3 separate regions of the Homo sapiens genome follow, and regions 2 and 3 are each linked to region 1. Evidence: read pairs that join two places in POLR2A ChIA-PET (ENCODE). Cell type or tissue: GM12878. All regions are shown on one strand. Links, peaks and the distances in the headings refer to the core of each region. The heading gives the core; the rest is flanking DNA.

Region 1 (6,810 bases), core at 582-5,581:
CAGATAGAGAACATTTCCGTCATCGCAGAAATTTCGACCAGATGGTGCTGTTCATATATGGATGTAGCTTCTGGGGCCACTTCTGTTCCCTGAGTTTGGCCGGTGGGATCCACTGTGCTGAGAATCACAGTCTGGGGATTTGGGGTGAAGAACACTCCCCAACTTTCTTTCTTATTTTTTGTTTTGTTTCATTTTTTGTTTTGAGACAGAGTCTCCCTCTGTCACCAAGGCTGGAGTGCAGTGGCATGATCTCGGCTCCCTGCAACCTCCCCTCCCAGGTTCAAGCGATTCTCCTGCCTCAGCCTCCTGAGTAGCTGGGATTACAGACGCCCACCACCACACCCGGCTAATTGTTTGTATCATCAGTAGAGATGGGGTTTCACCATGTTGGCCAGGCTGGTCTGAAACTCCTGACCTCAGGTGATCCGCCCACCTTGGCCTCCCAAAGTGCTAGGATTACAGGCATGAGCCACCACAACCAGCCTTTTTTTTTTCCTTCCTTCCTTCCTTTTCTCTCTCTCTTTGTCTCTCTCTCTCTTTTTTTTTTTTTTTTTTGACAGAATTTTGCACTTGTTGCCCAGGCTGGAGTATAGTGGCACGATCATGGCTCACTGCAGCCTCCACCTCCCAGATTCAAGTGATTCTCGTGCCTCAGCCTCCTGAGCAGCTGGGATTACAGGCATGCACCAGCACACCTAGCTAATTTTTGTATTTTTAGTAGAGACAGGGTTTCACCATGTTGACCAGGCTGGTCTCAAACTCCTGACCTCAGGTGATCCACCCGCCTCGACCTCCCAAATTGCTAGGATTACAGGCGTGAGCCACCACACCGAGCCACATTTGCATGTTTAAGTAACTAACATGTCTCCTCCATTAGACCTTGTGCTCCCAAAGGCAGGATCTGCAGCCACTTTTTTCCCCACAGTGGCCACAGTATCTAGATTAGTGCAAGCAAATGTCTGTTGAAGCAATCAGTGGTTTGGGGGCAAGTTACTTAACCTCCCTGTACCTCAGTTTCCCCATTTGTAAAACAAAAAAATAAAGGAGCTAACAGTGTATCTACTTCACATGTGGGGTGCAGCAGCATGCTGGAGTTGGCTTGCTGGAGCCAGTGGTGAAATTTTCAGGCAATTTGTGAGCCATTTGTTAAACATAGATATTCATAAAAATTACATAAACCTACAGTTAAACAAATTACATTAAAAACAAAAGTTTTTAAATTAACAAAGCTTTTTAAAAGTAACAAATACTCAAAACTCACCACCTCCTAATATCATACGATGTTTTCCTATTATTTGTGCTGTTGAGGTTATTTACTACTTTTGTGTCAATAGTAGATACATTTTGTGTATACTTATAAATACTACTTAGAGGAATGCTACTGTGTATCTTTTGTCAGCTTATGTTTAGTAACTTCATGTTGGTGGCCTGAAATCCACCACTGGTAGGAATATTTACACCATGGAAATCGGCAAATGCTATATAAATCTGGGCCTCCCTGGGCCCCTCCCTCAGGCAGCTGTTAAACATTTACAAGCTCACCAATGGTTTGGAGGCTTAAACCAGTTAATAGATGTGTCTGACATGTGGGTAATGATGTAGACGTGCCGCTTTTACTGTTAGTGTTTGGTTGGCTTTCACTGTCTGATCCAGAATTGCTGCATATGCAGACAGGAATTGGACAAAGCCATTTATTTATTTATTTATTTATTTATTTATTTATTTATTTATTTCCCTCTCTCTCTCTCTCTCTCTCCAGTTTGCCCGACCATCTGTAAGTCACACGGCTGCACCGCCGAAGGCCTCTGTTGCCACAGCGAGTGCCTGGGCAACTGTTCTCAGCCCGACGACCCCACCAAGTGCGTGGCCTGCCGCAACTTCTACCTGGACGGCAGGTGTGTGGAGACCTGCCCGCCCCCGTACTACCACTTCCAGGACTGGCGCTGTGTGAACTTCAGCTTCTGCCAGGACCTGCACCACAAATGCAAGAACTCGCGGAGGCAGGGCTGCCACCAGTACGTCATTCACAACAACAAGTGCATCCCTGAGTGTCCCTCCGGGTACACGATGAATTCCAGCAAGTGAGTTCTGGATGTGGGTCTGGGGGGCAGCCGAGAGGAGAAGGAACGTGGGGTTGGTTGTGACGATGCCGCTTGTTAAAACTGTGTGCAAACCCAGGGTTAATTGGCTATGAGTGAGGTCTCTGCTCTCAGATGCTACTTTTGCACCCTGTTTTGGTCCTGGGCTTGGGAGTGGGAGTTGACTACCTTTTTCTCTAAAGGACCAGATAGTATATACTTCTGGCATTGTGCCCACCATTCTTTTTTTTTTTTTTTGAGATGGAGTCTTGCCGCAAGACTCCCAAGCTGGAGTGCAGTGGCACGAACCTGGCTCACTGCAACCTCTGCCTCCTGGGTTCAAGCGATTTTCCTGCCTCAGCCTCCCAAGCAGCTGGGACTGCAGGTGCCTGCCACCATGCCCGGCTAATTTTTGTATTTTTAATAGAGACAGGGTTTCGCCATGTTGGTCAGGCTGGTCTCGAACTCCCAACCTCAGGTGGTCCACCTGCCTTGGCCTCTCAAAGTGCTGTGATTGCAGGTGTGAGCCACCGCACCCAGTCTGGCATTGTGGACCTCAGTTCTAAGCTTTCTGTGGTTGGCTTCAGAACAAGAAAATATAATAAGGACAGAGTCCTTGGTTTTCCCTAAAATCCTCCACGTGGCCTGTCCTCACTGATGTAGCTTCATCATTGTCACATAAAGGATATACCAAGGTCTTTCGTGTCTTCCCTGACCTGTAGCCTGGTGGTGTGCCAAGATTAGCCCAGAACATACTGTCTCCAGGAGGAAGAGACTCGCTTCTGCATTATTCTCAGGGCTTTGCTGTTCTCTGAAGGACAGTATAATCAAACCATTTCCTGCCGTTTGGGTGAGAAATAGCAGGGTTTTCTCTCTTCGACAGAGTCAGATTTCCTACGCACATCGCAGACTTTCTGTTCGTACTGTGAGCTTCTTCCATGAGCTATTTTGGGGCCGTAACTGAGTTGCAAAAATCTGTTTCCTGGTTTTTGTATTGAGGTTTTATGTTTTGTTTTAAAACACACACACACACACACACACACACACACACACACCACAAAACAACACAAAAACAAATCAGAAACAGACACACATCAAGAGGCCTTGAGCTGACCTGCTTACGTAAAGTATCTTCCTCTTCAGACTTGAGAATTAGCCAAGCGAGAGTGTTGGGGTGGGAAATTGTATTTCCCTGGGTGGAGAGGGCGGGAAGGAAAACAAGCTGTAATTTCAGTTCTTATGACTCTTTCTTTGAGTGTTTGTGAAACCTGCAAGTACAATATGTTTTGTTTTGCTCGTTGTTGATAAAAACCTACCAAAAAAACCTTTTGGCTTTATTGACCAAAAGGGTCTATAAATCACCTTTTCATACCAGACAGACTTTTGTTTTAGGTTTTTTTTTTTTTTTTTGGCCAGTGTATTCCCAAGATTGAGGAAATGACCATATTCCTTTTGATTCATTTCTTTCTTTTTAAAATCACAATTGAAATAAAAAAAATGGGTTAATATCTTCTGGCAAGATGTTTGTTTAAAAGACATTGGCCTTAAATAAAAGGCATTTTTCCCTCACCTTAACAATGGCCTGAGAAATATAGCAACCTCCTTTGATTTTCTCACTGATGATGCGGGAGATGCTAAAACAGAAACCCTGAGAAATTGACCGCACATCCTTGGTATCTGGGACCTTTCCTGAACGGAAGAAAACAAAGGAGAGGGGGGTGCATTGTCACCGTATTTTATTGCGTAGGTTTAAAAAAATTAATATTTTTATTTCTGAAGCTTTTAATTAATTAATTTATTTATTTTGAGACAGAGCCTCACTCTGTCACCCAGGCTGGAGTGCAGTGGCATGATCTCAGCTCACTGCAACCTCTGCCTTCCAGGTTCAAGCCATTCTCCTGCCTCAGCCTCCCAAGTAGCTGGGATTACAGGTGTGAGGCAGCAAGCCTGGCCAATTTTTTTTTGTTTGTGCTTTTGTTTTTTTGAGATGGAGTTTCATTCTTGTTGCCCAGACTGAAGTGCAATGGTGCGATCTTGGCTCACTGCAACTCAGCCTCCCGGGTTCAAGTGATTCTCCTGCCTTAGCCTCTAAGTAGCTGGGATTACAGACATCTGTCACCATACCCAGCTAAATTTTTCTTGTATTTTTAGTAGAGACCGGGTTTCATCATGTTGGCCAGGCTGGTCTTGAACTCCTGACCTCAAGTGATCCACCCACCTCGGCCTCCCAAAGTGCTGGGATTACAGGCATGAGCCACCGCACCTGGCCTGAAGCTTTTCTTTTTATCTTATGAAAGACTTAATCGTACTGTGGCATTTTCTAATGTGGTTTGATATCAAATAGGGCCAGATGTTTTCTTCCATTCTGGTGGCTTATCTGGGAAGGAGTTCTTGATGTTTTCAGAGCAGAGTTCTGGGAACCCATGTTAAAAGGCCTTGGCCAGGCACAGTGGCTTATGCCTGTAATCCCAGCACTTTGGGAGGCCGAAGTGGACGGATCATCTGAGGGCAGGAGTTCAAGGTCAGCCTGGCCACCACGGTGAAACCCCGTCTTTACTAAAAATACAAAAACAAAAAAAAAATTAGCTGGGCATGGTGATGCATACCTGTTATCCCAGCTACTCGGGAGGCTGAGGCATGAGAATTGCTTGAACCCAGGAGGCAGAGGTTGCAGTGAGCTGAGATCACGCCATTGCACGTTAGCCCCCAGGCAAGTGTGACAAGAGTGAAACTGCATCTCCAAAAAAAAAAAAAAAAAGGTCTCACCATCTACTGTCGTTCCAAAGTACCTGCTGGGATGTAATAGCACAGTGCTGCTTCCTGAGATGAGAAGGACCAGATATTTGTGATGAATAAATTTTCAATGCGTATGGGGTATCCACTGGGAAGGGGAGAATTACCTAAAATCCTTGATTCTTCTTGGCCTCTCTCACTTCTTCCTATTAAGCTGAGGTCTCAAATTTGTCTACACCTCCATCTATTTCACCATCATGTCTGGTCTGACCCAGTCCCCTTGAACAATCTCTTTGCTCCTGCTTCCATTCTAGTGACACTGGTAAAAAGTGGCCACCTGGGCCAGGCGCGGTGGCTCACGCCTATAACCCCAGCACTTTGGGAGGCCGAGGTGGGTGGATCACCTGAGGTCAGGAGTTCGAGACCAGCCTGACCAACATGGTGAAACCCCATCTCTACTAAAAATACAAAAATTAGCCAGGCGTGGGATTACAGTGGGCGCCTGTAATCCCAGCTACTCGGGAGGCTGAGACAGCAGAATTGCTTGAACCCGGGAGGTGGAGGTCGCAGTGAGCCGAGAGTGTGCCACTGCACTGCAGTCTCGGTGACAGAGTGAGACTCTGTCTCAAAAGAAAAAATAAAAGTGGTCATCTGATCATATGCCATGTCCTTCCCTAAAACCCTCCGGTGGCTTCCCAAGACCAATGGACAGAATCCAAACTCCTCATCGGGAGGGCTCGGCCAGTTCTCATTCTCATTTCATTCCGGTGCCCCCTGGCCGTGGTGGTCGTTACCGCAGGAGCTTTTCCTGCAACTTGCTACATCCGCTTTCCTCTGTGCCTTTCAATTAGCTGTTCCCTCTTCCTATAATGCTTGTCCCTGCATTTGAGAATGATCCACTTTTTCCCCTCGTCATCTAGATGGCAGCTTAAAAGTCACCTCCTTGGCAAATCCTTCCCGTCTGAGTCAATCATCCGTGCACTCTCTGTCACATCATTTAGTTTTAACTCTTCGATTTGTCACTAGCTGATATTTTTGTCTTTTTTTTTTTTTTTTGAGACAAGGTCTTGGTCTGTCACCCAGGCTAGAGTGCAGTGGCACCCACATGGCTCACTGTGGTCTCAACCCCCTGGGCTCAAGAGATCCTCCTGCCACAGCCTCCTGAGTAGCTGGGACTATATAGGCACACACCACCACACCTGGCTAAAAAAAAATTCTGTAGTGTTGGGGGTCTTGCTATATTCCCCAGGCTCGTCTTGAACTCCTGGGTTTAAGTGATCCTCCCACCTTGGCTTCCCAAAGTGCTGAGATTACAGGGCCTGAGCCACTGTACCTAGCCTTTGTTGTCAATTTATTCACTCTCCCCAACCAGATGATAAGCTTTGTGAGTGTATCAGCTAGCTCTTGTTGCGTAACAAAACCACCTCAGTGCTTAGTGGCTTAAAACACTCCTTTAGGAGCTCTGATGATTTCATGTGTTGACTGAAGGTTTGTCTGGCCTGGGCCTGTTTAGCTACGGCTGATGGTTTAGGGGAGCCTCTTGTGTCTTTGATGGTCAGTGGGGGTCTCTCTCCATAAGTCTCTTACCCCAGCAGCCAGGAAGGGCAGACCTCAATGTTCAAGTGCTTTTCAAGCCTCAGCTTGTATCACGTTTGCAAATATTCCATTGGCCAAAGCAAGCCATATGGCCAAGCCCAGATTCAACAGGTGGGAACATAGACTCCACTTCTTGGTGGGAGAGGCTGCAAAGAACTCATGGTCATTTATAATTTCCCACTGGGAAAGCATATTATCTGCTTTGTTCACTCATGTATACCGGCAGCTGAGAACGGGGGTTGGCCAAGGGCCAGATAGTAAATATTTTCAGCTCTCAGGGCCATATGGTCTCTGTTGGAGCTACTTAACTCTGCCTTTGCAGCGTGAAAGCAGGGTTAGACGATGTACTAACCAATAAATGTGGCCATATTCCAATAGGATATTATTTGCAAAAACAGGTGGC
Region 2 (6,810 bases), core at 700-5,699, 110 kb before region 1:
GGATTTACCATTTCTTTGCACATTTATGGCTTCCATATGGGCAGGGGTTTATGGTTTGTTGTTGTTCACCGTTGCATTTCTAGAGCCCAGAACGATGCCTGGCACATAGTAGGTGTTCAGTAAATATTTGTTCTGCAGTGGGGCACAAGTGGTGGAGTTCCTGGGTGTACTGGGCTCCTTTATCATCTTAAGGAGTTCCTTATTCTCTGCATAATACCTTCCTAAGAATTAGAAGAGCAAGCTCTCAGCAGGTGCTGTTCTATGCGCTTTGCATATATAATCTCAGTTAATCCTCACGGCAAAACCCCACGAGGTGCGGTTTAATCTTCCCTTTTCACAAGTGAGAAAACTTCGCTTGAGGCCAGCAGGCAGCAGGGCTGGGATTGCAATCTAGCTAGTGTGGCTGCAGAGCAATGGTTTCTTAACAAATCTTTGTTCTTTTGAGTCCGAGCCTCCGTACCCCCCACGATTGGGGTGATGGTGAACAAAATCCTGTCAAATAAATGGGCTGTGATGCCTCTTGAAGGCTTGGGGAGGGGCAAAGAACTTTTCAGATCATTAATCTCTAATGTCAACCAATATGGCTTTTTTTTTTTTGAGACGGAGTCTTGCTCTGTCACCCAGGCTGGAGTGCAGTGGCACGATCTCAGCTCACTGCAACCTCCACCTCCCAGGTTCAAGGGATTCTCCTGCCTCAGCCTCCCCAGTAGCTGGGATTACAGGCGTGTTCCACAACACCGGCTTATTTTTTGTATTTTTAGTAGAGACAGGGCTTTGCTGTGTTAGCCAGGATGGTCTCGACCTCCTGATCTTGTGATCCACCCGCCTCGGCCTCCCAAAGTGTTGGGATTACAGGAGTGAGCCACCGTACCTGGCCTTTTTTTTTTTCTTTTTTTTTTTTGAGACAGGGTGTCACTCTGTCACCCGGGCTGGAGTGCAGTGACACGATCTTTGCGACCTCCGCCTTTCAGGTTCAAGTGCATCTCCTGCCTCAGCCTCCTGAGTAGCTGGGATTACAGTCGTGTATCACCACCCTTGGCTAATTTTTGTATTTTTAGTAGAGATGGGATTTCGCCATATTGGTTAGGCTGGTCTCAAACTTCTGACCTCAAGTGATCTGCCTGCCTCGGCCTTCCAAAGACCTGGGATTATAGGTGTGAGCCATCACTCCGGGCCCAATATGGCATTTTGATTGGGATGAAGGGTGGAGGAAAATCAGTGTGATTTTTGTATCTATCTCTCTAGCTATCTATTATTTTTTGAGATGAGGTCTTGCTCTGTTGCTTAGGCTGGAGTGCAGTTGGGCAATGATGGCTCACTGCAGCCTCGACCTCCTGGACGCAAGCCATCCTCCTATTTTAGCCTCCGTAGTAGCTGGGACCACAGGCACACGCCACCCTGCCTGGCTAATTTTTACTTTAATGTGTAGAGCTGAAGTCTTGCTATTTTGTCCAGGCTGGTCTCAAACTCCTGGCCTCAAGCGATCTGCCTGCCTTGGCCTCCCGAAGTGCTGGGATCACAGGCATGAGCCACGGTGTCTGGCCTCTGCAGTTATTCTTATTCTTTGCTTCTCTCCTGGAGACCTGCTTCTTGCCCTTCCCCATTCATGCATAGAGACCACAGGGTGTGGGCTGAGTCCCCAGGGCTCCCCACCTCACCCCACTCTACCCTTGACTTCCATTCCTCTTTGGTTTAAGCAGAACTCTCAATCTTGGCACTGCTGACATTTGGGGCTGGATCATTCCTGGTGGTGGGGGCTGTCCTGTATGTAGAGTGTTGAGCTGGAACCATGGTCTCCACCCATGTGGTCCTGGGAGGATCCCCTTCCCCCCAGGCATGACAACCACTAATGTCTCCAGACATTGCCAGGCACGTCTCTGCAGGAGTTAACCTTTTCCCTGTCTGAGACATTTACCCATCTGGGCTCTTGCTCTTTCTCCTCTCTTTGTTCAATAATCCTCGGCCGGGTGCAGTGGCTCACGCCTGTAATCCCAACACCTTGGGAGGCTGAGGTGGGCGGATCCCCTGAGGTCAGGAGTTTGAGACCACCCTGGCCAACATGGTGAAACCCCATCTCTACTAAAAATGCAAAAATTAGCCAGGTGTGGTGGCGGGTCCTTGTAATCCTAGCTACTTGGGAGGCTGAGGCAGGAGAATCGCTTGAACCTGGGAGGCAGAGCTTGCAGTGAGCCGAGATCACACCATTGCATTCTAGCCTGGGCAACAGAGAGAGACTCTGTCTCAAAAAAAAAAAAAAAAAAGAAAAGAAAAAAGAATCTTCATTTACCCACGTGCTTTTTCAGCCTCTAAACACCCAGTACCCCCCAATCCCCATTACCTACCACTGACCTCCAGCCTCCACCCTGTCCAGCTTCCCCAGGCCAGTCCTCCCTGCCCTTTCCATCTCACTCTTTTCTCACTGTTCTGCCCCCAGCATCTGGCTTGCATCTCCGCTGCTTTACCGATGGCTCTCGAAGTTAATCTCTCATCTCCCAGTTGCGTCTCCTGCAGCCTCACCTCACTTGACCCCTCTGGGTTTGACATTGCCAGTCCCCCCTCCTGGAAGGCTGTGTCTCCCGTCTCACCTGTGCCTAAGTTCTTCTGTTTTACTGTTCTCTTCTCCTTCTACCTGGGCTAAGATGTTGGCTCTCTCTTCCCAGAGGGTCAGTGTTTCCTTTAATCTTCTCTCAGCTCACTTTTTTTTTTTTTTTTTTTTCACTTCTTCACCCGGGCTGGTGTGCAATGGCATGATCTTGGCTCACTACAACCTCCGTCTCCTGGGTTCAAGCAATGGTCCTGCCTCAGCCTCTCCAGTAGCTGGAATTACAGGCATGTGCCACCCCGCCTGGCTAGTTTTTGTACTTTTAGTAGAGACAGAGTTTCACCCCATTGGCCAGGCTGGTCCCAAACTCCTGACCTCAAGAGATCCACCTACCTCAGCCTCCCAGAGTGCTGGGATTACGGGCATGAGCCACCGTGTCCGGCCCTTTTTTTTTTTTTTTTTTTTTCCAATTTTTATTTCTTTTTAGAGACAGGATTTTGCTCTGTCACCCAGGCTGGAGTGCAGAGGTTTAGTCCTAGCTTACTGCAGCCTCCAAGTCATGGCCTGGAGCAGTCCTCCCACCTAGGTTCCCCAAGTAGCTGGAATCACAGGCAGGTGCCACCATGCCCAGCTAATTGAAAAATTTGTTTGTAGAGACAGAGTCTCACTATGTTGCCCAGGCTGGTCTTGATTTCCTGGCCTCAAGTGAGCCTCCTGCCTTGGCCTTCTGAGAAACTAGGATCACAGGCAGGCACCACCATGACTAGCTAATTTTTAAAATTTATTTGTAGAGACAGAGTCTAGCTATGTTGCCCATGCTGGTCTTGAATTCCTGGCCTCAAGCAACCTGCTTGCCTCCGCCTCCTGGGTACCTGGGCTCACAGACAGTCACCACCATGCCTGGCTAATTAAAACTTTTTTTTTTTTTTTGTAGAAACAGGGTCTTGCTATGTTGCCTAGGCTGGTCTTGAACTCCTAGTTCAAGCAGTCTTCCCTCCTGGGCCTCCCAAGTGCTGGGATTATAGGCATGAGGAACCATTGCGCCCAGCTAAGAAATTTACATAGATTCCGACTTCTTCATCTGAACAGGGGTCAGCAAACTATGGCCCTCAGGCCAAATCCCACGGTTTTTGTAAATGCAGTTTTATTGGCATGCAACCACACTCATTTGTCTACTCATCATCTATGACTGCGCAAAAATGCCCCGACACGGCAGGTTGAGTAGTTAAAACAGGAATTCCATGGCCAAAATATTTACACTTTGGCCCTTTACAGAACAGCGTTTGCTGACCTCTGATCTGGAACAGACGCCTTGAGGTTTCATTCATGATAGCATGCCTAATAGCTTGTGCAGTCCCTGGTACAACTCGAATGAAGTGAGTGAAATGAAACGCTATGTCTTTCTCTTTACACCGCAAGAGATGTTAAAGAAACGTGTGTCATTTGCTGCACTGAATATACGGATTCCAAGGATGAGAAAAATCACCGTGATGTTGCCTACTTAGCCATGTGTATTTATTTAAACAGCTATATTGGCATTGAATGAGGATTTCATGCTCTCAACCCTGTATCTAGAACCCAAAATATAACTGGTGTATATAATGAGATTTTTTTTTTTTCTCTCAGGCCTCTCTTGTGTTAATTTCTGTTAAGAATACTTCTGGGCCAGGTGTGGTGGCTCACGCCTGTAATCCCAAGCACTTTGGGAGGCCGAGGTGGGTGGATCACTTGAGGTCAGGAGTTCGAGACCAGCCTGACCAACATGGTGAAACCCCATCTTTACTGAAAAAATACAAAATTAGCCAGGCGTGGTGGCGCATGCCTGTAATCCCAGCTAGTTGGGAGGCTGAGGCAGGAGAATCGCTTGAACCTGGGAGGTGGAGGTTGCAGTGAGCCGAGATTGCGCCACTGCACTCTAGCCTGGGTGACAGAGCGAAACTCCATCTCAAAAAAAAAAAAAAAAAAGAATATTTTTGGCCAGGTGCAGTGGCTCATGCCTGCAATCCCAGCACTCTGGGAGGCTGAGGTGGGAGGATTACATGTGTCCAGGAGTTTCAGATCAGCCTGGACAACACAGCAAGACCCTGTCTCCACTAACAATAAAACAAAAATTAGCTGGGCATGGTGGCATGTGTCTGTAGTCCCAGCTACTTGGGAGGCTGAGATGGGAGGACCTCTTGAGGCTGGAAGGGCAAGGCTGCAGTGAGCTGTGATTGTACCACTGCACTCCAGCCTGGGCAACAGTGAGATCCTCTCTCTGTCTCAAACAAAAAAAGAATACTTCTTGGGGTGGCCTGGTTGATATTTTGCAGCTGCATGGTATTTACAGTTTTTAATTAAATAGTGACGGGTAATGCATTCTCATTGCAAAAAGAAAAATTACAAAAGTGTAGAAAGGAAAAAAAAAACACAGAAGTCCTTCTGCAAAATCTTGTGGTGGGGTGCAGTGGCTCACACCTGTAATCCCTGGACTTTTTAGGAAGCTGAGGTGGGAGGAACACTTGAAGCCAGCAGTTTGAGACCAGCCTGGGCAACATAATGAGACATTATCTCTAGAAAAAGTTTAAAAATTAGCTGAGCATGGTGGTGTGTACCGGTAGTCCCAGCTACTCAGGAGGCTGAGGTGGGAGGATCGCTTGAGCCCAGAAGGTTGAGGCTACAGTAAGCCATATTCATGCCACTGCACTCCAACCTGGGTGATAGAGCCCGACCCTGTCTCAAAAAGAAAAGAAATAATAAAAAAAAATCTTGTCCCCCTGTCCCCAAAAGCATTCCATTCATGTCCAGGGAGGTAACTGTGCCATTGGTTTATGTATCTTTTTGATGTTTAGTAATTTTTTAGGCTAGGTGTCATGGGGCCACTCCTGTAATCCCAGCACTTTGGGAGGCCGAAGCAGGTGGATCTCTTGAGCCCAGGAGTTCAAGACCAGCCTGGGTAACATAGCAAGACCCCGTCTCTACAAAACCCTACAAAAAAATTATCCAGATACAGTGGTGAGCACCTGTGGTCCCAGCTACTAGGGAGGCTGAGGTGGGAGGATCACCTGAGCCTGGGAAGTCGAGGCGCCAGTGAGCTGTGATTGCACCACTGCATCCAGCCTGGGTGACATAGTGAGACTGTGTAACAACAACAACAACAAAATATTTTAAACATTATCATACAGTAAAATTGGCTTTTTAAAGGTGTACCATTTTATGATTTTTAAGCCATGTGTAGAGTTGTATGGCTATTGCCACAATTAGGATAGAGAACAGTCTCGTTGTTGTCCAAACTCCCTCAATTCACCCCTTTATCACTAAACCACCTCCACCCCTAACCACAGATCTGTTCTCCATCCCTATAGTTTTCTCTAGACTTTAAAAGATTTTATCTTATAATTGGATTAATATTCCTAAAGTTGAAATTTTAAATTTGAGTCTGGTTGATCCTCATCATTCCCAGATCCCATATTTTCTTTTTAAAATTTAAAATTTAAATTTTTATTTTGAGAGGCAGGTTCTTGCTCTGATACCCAGGCTGGAGTGCAGTGGTGTGGTCCTAATTCCCTGCAGCCTCCAACTCTTGAGCATCAACGATCCTCCTGCCTCAGCCTCCTGAGTAGCTGGGACTACAGGCACACACCACCATGCTCAGCTAGTTTTTATTGTTATTTATTTATTTATTTATTTTTGAGACGGAGTCTCACTAACTCTGTTGCCCAGGCCAGACTGCAGTGGTGTGATCTGGGTTCACTGCAACCTCTGCTTCCTGGGCTCAAGCAACTCTCCTGCCTCAGCCTTTCTAGTAGCTGGGGTTACAGGCACGCCACCATGCCCGGCTAGTTTTTTTTATTTTTAGTAGAGATGGGGTTTTACCATGTTGGTCAGGCTGGTCTCAAACTCCTGGCTTCAAGTGATCCGCCCACTTCAGCCTCCCAAAGTGCTGGGATTACAGGCGCGAGCCACTGTGCCCGGCCTAATTTTTAACTTTTCAGCAGGGATAAGGGCTCGCTATGTTGCCCAGGCTGGTCTCGAACTCCTGGCCTCAAGTGATCCTCCCATCTTGACTTCCTAAAGTACTGGGATTACAGGCATGAGCCACTGCACCTGGCCCCAGACCCTGTATTTTTGAATTCACCTACTCACTCAAATGTATTTGTAACCCTCAAACCAGCATGCTCAGTGCCTTTCTGGTCATTTTAGGACACTCATAAGTACGAGTCTCAAATGTGAGGTCAAGTAAGAGGGCATTCCACCTTCTTGCTTCAGCCCTTATGCGTCAGATTCAT
Region 3 (6,810 bases), core at 659-5,658, 150 kb before region 1:
AAAAAACCGACCCTTGTGGAAAGCCGGAAGGCTTACAGGGGCCAGGCAGCAGCCTGAGTTAGTGAGGGCCATGGGGTGTGAGACACGGGTTTGCCCTTCCTTCTACCACGCTTATTTTTTTCTTGGAGTAGTCTCACTGTGTTGGCCAGGCTGGTCTCAAACTCCTGGCCTCAAGTGATCCTTCCTCCTCGGCCTCCCAAAGTGCCGGGATTACAAATGTGAGTCACCACACCTGGCCTTTTCTCCCACTTTTGACAGAGACGTGGCAGAGTGAAATATTCCTGTGCTGCAGAAAACAACATAATTTCAGTTGGGTTAAAGATGAAATGTGAACAATAAACCAATACAGATCATAGAAGGAATTTACAAGGCTATTTTTACAATTGAGGGTTGAAAACATGCTTTTTTTGAAATTGTTGTGTGTGTGTTTTAACTAAGACAGAAAACCCAGAAGCTATGAATGAAACCACAGAAATACTTAATACATAAAAATCTATATAAACGTGGCCGGGTGCAGTGGCTGATGCCTGTAATCCCAGCACTTGGGGAGGCTGAGGCAGGTGGATCACTTGAGGCCAGGAGTTAGAGACCAGCCTGGCCAACATGCAGAAACCTTGTCTCTACTAAAAATACAAAAATTAACTGGGTGTGGTGGTGGGCACCTATAATTGCAGCTACTCGGAAGGCTGAGGCAGGAGAATCACTTGAACCCTGGTGGCAGAGGTTTCAGTGAGCTGAGATCTCACCACCACACTCCAGCCTGGGTGACAGAACAAGACCCTGTCTCAAAAACAAAACAGAACAAAACAAAACGAAACAAACAAAAAACTATATAAACATCTGTTAAAAATCTTATAATAAAAATAAATATAACTAACAGAATAATTTTATAAATTATCAGGGAAGTATATACAAAAGCAATAAAGAAAGATGAATTGGTTGCCTGAGAAGGGTTGGTACCTTTATATGCAAAGAGATTTCACACATTGATAAGAAAAAAACACAACAGAAATAGAAAATTAAGAATTTGGGGCCGGGCTTGGTGGCTCATGCCTGTAATCCCAGCACTTTGGGAGGCTGAGGCAGGTGGATCAGTTGAGGTCAGGAGTTCGAGACCAGACTGGCCAACATGGTGAAAATTAGCTGGGCAGGTGGTGGGCACCTACAGACCCAGCTACTTGGGAGGCTGAGGCAGGAGAATCGCTTGAACCTGGGAGGCAGAGGTTGCGTCAGTGAGCTGAGATCGCGCCATTGCACTCCAGCCTGGGCAACAGAGGGAGACTCTGTCTCAAAAAAAAAAAAAGAAGAAGAAAAAGCAAGAAAAGAAAAAAAGAGAAAGAAAGGGTGTGAACAGGCATGTCTCAGAAAAGCACAGACGGGAGCCAAAGAATGATGAAAATATAGTTCCCAGAAGCCCAGAGAGTGCGAATTTCAGGGAGCTGTTCACTTCATATCTAAGAGTGCGGCAATAGCAACCACCAAAAGGAATGTATCTGATTATCATCTTACTGTAGTTGAAATTATATTGGAAATTAGAACATGTATTTATGAAATTCTACAGTCTTAATTTGTCTACATGATTTCTAATATTTTCTTTTTTCTTTTCTTTTCTTTCTTCTTTTTTTTGGGGGGGTCGGGGGACAGGGTCTCCCTCTGTCACCCAGGCTGGAGTGCAATGGCACAATTTCAGCCCACGGTAACCTCAACCTCTCAGGGGCTTAAGCGATCTTCCCACCTTAGCCTCCTGAGTAGCTGGACAACAGGTGGCCACCTCAAGTGGCATTTCTTTTTCTTTCTTTCTTTTTTATTTTTCTTTGAGAGGGAGTCTCTGTCTCCCAGCAGTGGCACAATCTCGGCTCACTGCAACCTCTGCCTCCCAGATTCAAGCGATTCTCCTGCCTCAGCCTCCCGAGTAGCTGGGACTACAAGTGCGTGCCACCACGCCCAGTTAATTTTTGTATTTTTAAAGACAGGTTTTCACCATGTTGGCCAGGATGGTCTCAATCTCTTGACCTCGTGGTCCTCCCACCTTGGCCTCCCAAAGTGCTGGGATTACAGGCGTGAGCCACTGCACCCGGCCAAATTGTATATTTTCTTGGCAATTATGAATAATATCACTACAAACATTTATGTCAAGACTTCAATGTGAATATGCTTTCATTTATCTTGGTAAAATACATAGGAATAGAATTTCTGGGTGCTATGACAAATGTATATTTAGCGTTGTAAGAAACATTTTAACTGTTTCTTTTGTCTTTTCTTTTTTTGTGATAGAGTCTTCGTCTGTCACCCAGGCTGAAGTGCAATAGCACGATCTCGGCTCACTGCAACCTCTGCCTCCCTGGTTCAAGTGATTCTCCTGCCTCAGCTTCCTGAGTAGCTGGAATTACAGGCGCATGCCACCATGCCCAGCTAATTTTTGTGTTTTTAGTAGAGACGGGGTTTCGCCGTGTTGGCCAGGCTGGTCTCAAACTCCTGACCTCAAGTGATCCTCCAGCCTCGGCCTCTCAAAGTGCTGGGATTACAGGCATGAGCCACTGCACCCAGCTGGACTGTTCTTCTTTATTCTTCTTTTGGTCCTCTTTCAGTTCTCTCCCTCTCTGTCTCTGTCTCTCTCTCTCCGTGTGTGTGTGTGTGTGTGTGTGTGTGTGTGTGTGTGTGTGTGTAGGCAAAAAGCTTAGATTAGATAATTAGGCTGGGCACAGTGGCTCATGCTTGTAATCCCAGCACTTTGGGAGGCTGAGGCAGGAGAATCAATTCAGCCCGGGAGTTCAAGATCAGCCTGGGCAGCATAGCAAGATCCTGTCTCTACAAAAAATTTAGAAATTAGCCAGGCATGGTGGTGCCCACCTGTTGACCTAGCTACTCAGGAGACTGAGATGGGAGGATCCTTTAAGCCTGGGAGGTGGACACTGCAGTGAGCTATGATTGCCCCACTGCACTCCAGCCTGGACAATAGAGTGAGATCCTGTCTCAAAAAAAGAAAAGAAAAGAAAAAGAAAAATAGATCTATATATATGCAGTAGATGTTACTTATTCAGACAAGTGAGAGTACCTAGCACACTTCTGGAAATAGGGTTGCCAGATCAAATATAGGAACCTGAGTATCTTATATATTTATCCGTTAAATGTGGCAAGCCAATTCAGGGACTCTTTGTGATAGCATCTGTGTCCCCAGGGGCTGGTTCCCCAATTCTCATAGTAACACGGGGTGGGGCAGCAGGCTGGGCTCTTTCTTTTTCGCATCCAGGCTGTTGGACCCCAGAGAAACCACAAGGGACTTTAGAGGCTTCAACAGGAAAACCGCATCTTAATATAACCCAAGAACTGAACATTCTCGTAATGAGATGTCCACAGAAGCACAGTGCCATTACTTTACATACTTCCAATGGCAAGATGTGTCCTGGCGTGGCTTCTGGCACTGGTTATGAATCATAAAAGAGGGGTCACCCCTCTCTGAGCACTTTCTATGTAGTTTATTTAATCTCATGCAATCTTCACAACCATCCAAGGAGGAAGGCCCTGTTGGCTTTATTGGCCCCGTTCTGTAGATGAGGAAGCTGAGGCTCAGTGAGGCAAGGCTCTGTGACACACTGTCCCCCAGAGGCTGCAGCATGCAGAACCCCTTAGAACATCTGCTTTGTTAACGGCATGTTGAGAGACACAGCCTCTGGGAACCTGTGTTAGGCACGTTGGCCGAGGGGCCGGGCACCCGTATTGCTAACCCTGCCTGTCTCTGCCAGTGACCTGAACTCACACAGATGGTGCAGTGGACAACCTCTGCTCACCACTTGCACCTGCAGAAGACTCATCAGGGCACACAGGGCCATGCCACAGCAGTTCCCTTCCCACACTGCATTATTCAGTAAGCACAAAGCAATATGGCAGGTGTGATAGTTGGAGCCCAGGTGAGCAGCCCCTGAGCCCCAGACTTGGAAGTCCAGGGAGGCTTCCTCAGGAAGCAGTGCCCAGCACATACCTGAAGGATGTGAAGGACCTGGGACAAGCACAGGGCCACAGGTGATTGCACTCATCCACAGCAAGGAGAACCAAAGGGGAAAGTGGCTATAATGGGGGAAGCTAGAGACAGAGGCCATTGTGTCTGGGTCCAATGGCATAGCTTTAGCTTTTATCCCTAAGGCAATGGGGAGACATGGGAAGTTTTATGCGGAGGGGAGGCAAAGTCTGCTCTTTGTTTCAGAAAGCTCCCTTTAACTGGGCATGGAAGGAATGGTTAGAGGGTATAATCCTGGAAGCTGGCAAGGTGGCAATGCTGTCATTCAGGAAGACAGGACAGTGGCCCAGCCATAGGAGGGAGAAAAGTGGGTGACTCGGGGGGGAATTCGAGAGGCAAAATGAGCTGGACTTTGTGTAGATATGGGTGGATGGGGAGCGAGAATGCCACCCAGCTCTCAGCCTGACTCCCCAGCGGACAGGGTCTGGGACAGGCTCCAGGGTCAGCACTTTTGACTGACAGCCTCAAGTCTATGGGTGTAGTGTCCCTGTCCACTTCCCTCCATTCATCTATTTGCATTTCCTGAGCCTGGAACTTTCCAGCTGCTCCTCTGGTTGCCCTGGAAGGGGGAGGGCTGGGAAGGAGGTCTCCCATCCCAGCAGCTGGCCCGCAAGGCAGAGGCTGCCCCCGGCTGACGCTCTTCCTTTTCCTCCAGGTAGCACTGTGCCAGGGCATCTGGGAACCCCAGAGGAAGGGCAGGGTGTCCAGCGGGTGGGCAAGGGGTCATGGCTATGGGCTCCTCTCTTCCCATGAGCTCATGGGCTCAGCACCCTGCCAGGTGTCAGCAGGAGAGGGCTCAGGAATCCTAGGTGGACGGTGGGGGCTGAGAACCTGTGTTTGTCATCTGGACAGGTGTGTGGATGTCACCCTGGAGGCACATCTGGCTCTTTATCCTTTAGTCTGCTCAAACAGTACTCCCTCAAGGGACTTCACCTCTCTCTATCTCTCTGCTCCCCTCCATACCTCCCCCATTTTGTTTTCTGAGTCGTCTTTATTTTATTTATACGTTTATTTTTGAGACAGCGTCTCACTCTGTCACCCAGGCTGGAGCGCAGTGGCACCATCTCAGCTCACGGCCACCTCCGCCTCCAGGGTTCAAGTGATTCTCCCGCCTCAAACTCCTGGGTAGCTAGGACTGTAGGCTTGCACCACTGTGCCCGGCTAATTTTTTTTTTTTTTTTTTTTTTTTTTTTTTAGTAGAAACAGGGTTTCACCATGTTGGCCAGGCTAGTCTCACACTCCTGGCCTCAAGAGATCTGCCCGCCTCAGCCTCCCACAGTGCTGGGATTACAGGCATGAGCCGCCTTGGGTCCGGCCTAGTTGTATAATAATTTCATTATGTATTACAATGTGGTAATAATATAACAACAGTGCATCATAGTGCACAGTAAATGTAATGTTCTTGAATCATCCTGGAACCGCCACCTTCCAACTGTCTTCCATGAAACTGGTCCCTGGTGCCAAAAAGGTTGAGGATCTCTGGCTTTAACACCATCCCCTTTGTGCTATTCTTGTGACAGTGTGACAATAAGTTCTCGTGAGACTCTGTCATTTAAAAGTGTGTGACACCTCTCCCCTCCCCTCACTCTCTCTTGCTCCTGTTCCTGCCATGTAAGACGTGCCTGCTCCTTCTTCACCTTCTGCCATGATTGTAAGTTCCCTGAGGTCGCCCCAGAAGCCAGCACCCTGCTTCCTGTACAGCCTGCAGAACCGTGAGCCAGTTAAACCTCTTTTCTTTATAAATTACCCAGTCTCAGGTATTTCTTTATAGCAATATGAGAATGGACGAATACATCATCCATCCATCCATCCATCCATCCATCCATCTACCTACGACTCTAACTATCTATATATCTATCTACGTAGTATGTATCTATTTTTTTTTTTGAGACAGGGTCTTGCGCTGTCTTGCCCAGGCTGAGTGCAGTGGTGCCATCATAGCCTAGTGTAGCCTCAACCTTTCAAGCTTAAGTTATCCTCCCACCTCAGCCTCTCAAGTAGCTGAGACCACAGATGCATACCACCACACACAGCTAATTTTTTATTTTTTTGTAGGGACAGGTTCTCACTATGTTGCCCAGACTGGTCTCAAACTCCTGGACTCAAGGGATTCTCCCACCTTTGCCTCCCAAAGGATTACAGGCCTGAGCCACTGTGCCTGGCTCTGTCTGTCTGTCTGTCTATCTATCTATCTATCTATCTATCTATCTATCTATCTATCTATCTATCTATCTATCTATCATCATCATCATCTATGCATCCATCTATCTATAATTCTATCTATCTATCTCCCTCTCTCTGCCTCTCTCCCTCCCCAACACTCCTTTCCTATCTCCCAGGCTGTCATTCATACAACACAGGTTCTACCAGTCAAACCAATTCATAAAATCACAAAACCAACCCAGATTCAAGGGCTGAGAGGTAGATTCCACTTCCTAACAAAATCAGACAAAATTGCAGTCATATTTTCAGGTCAACCAGAATAGCCCTTCCCCAACCTCACAGCCCGGGACTTGGGTCTTGTGATGCTTCCCACAGTGGGGAGTTCAGTTTAAATGCCTTCGCTCCACCATTCAGGGGTTTCTACCCCTAGCAGGCACAAACATCCATTAAAATATAAATGGCCTCAGTTTCTTTCTTTCTTTCTTTTTCTTTTTTTGAGACAAGGTCTCATTCTGTTGCCCAGGCTGGAGTGCAGTAGCATGATCTCAGCTCACTGCAGCCTCTGCCTCCCAGCCTCAAGCGATCCTCCCACCTCAGCCTCCCTAGTGGCTGGGATTACAGGTGCGCACCAC

Evidence for each region. ChIA-PET counts read pairs that join two places held together with the same protein. Peaks named below come from ENCODE experiments on the same cell type or tissue, not always from the same donor. Only the 100,000 strongest peaks of a DNase experiment are listed, where the experiment ranks them.
Region 2: POLR2A ChIA-PET joins it to region 1 with 12 read pairs; 19 of 35 experiments call an interaction of 5 or more read pairs at or near these places.
Region 3: POLR2A ChIA-PET joins it to region 1 with 13 read pairs; 10 of 35 experiments call an interaction of 5 or more read pairs at or near these places.

Annotation. Positions count from the first base shown.
Region 1 is chr19:7,179,587-7,186,396 of GRCh38, reverse strand. INSR (insulin receptor) reads left to right here. Exons shown (of 22, transcript NM_000208.4): 3 at 1,760-2,081. Among named protein-coding and RNA genes, the nearest start is that of INSR, 110 kb to the left of the region's middle. In GM12878, for the core only: no CTCF peak of the experiment used is centred there; DNase peaks (open chromatin) are centred at 3,076 and 3,156; H3K4me3 peaks cover 451 bases; H3K27ac peaks cover 3,405 bases.
Region 2 is chr19:7,284,857-7,291,666 of GRCh38, reverse strand. All of the region lies in intron 1 of INSR (insulin receptor), which reads left to right. Among named protein-coding and RNA genes, the nearest start is that of INSR, 6.2 kb to the left of the region's middle. RefSeq lists an enhancer at 2,714-3,215. In GM12878, for the core only: no CTCF peak of the experiment used is centred there; no DNase peak of the experiment used is centred there; H3K4me3 peaks cover 1,247 bases.
Region 3 is chr19:7,334,399-7,341,208 of GRCh38, reverse strand. No RefSeq gene overlaps it. Among named protein-coding and RNA genes, the nearest start is that of ARHGEF18, 11 kb to the left of the region's middle. RefSeq lists enhancers at 1-37, 3,439-3,548. In GM12878, for the core only: a CTCF peak has its summit at 3,611; a DNase peak (open chromatin) is centred at 3,358; H3K4me3 peaks cover 258 bases; H3K27ac peaks cover 3,661 bases.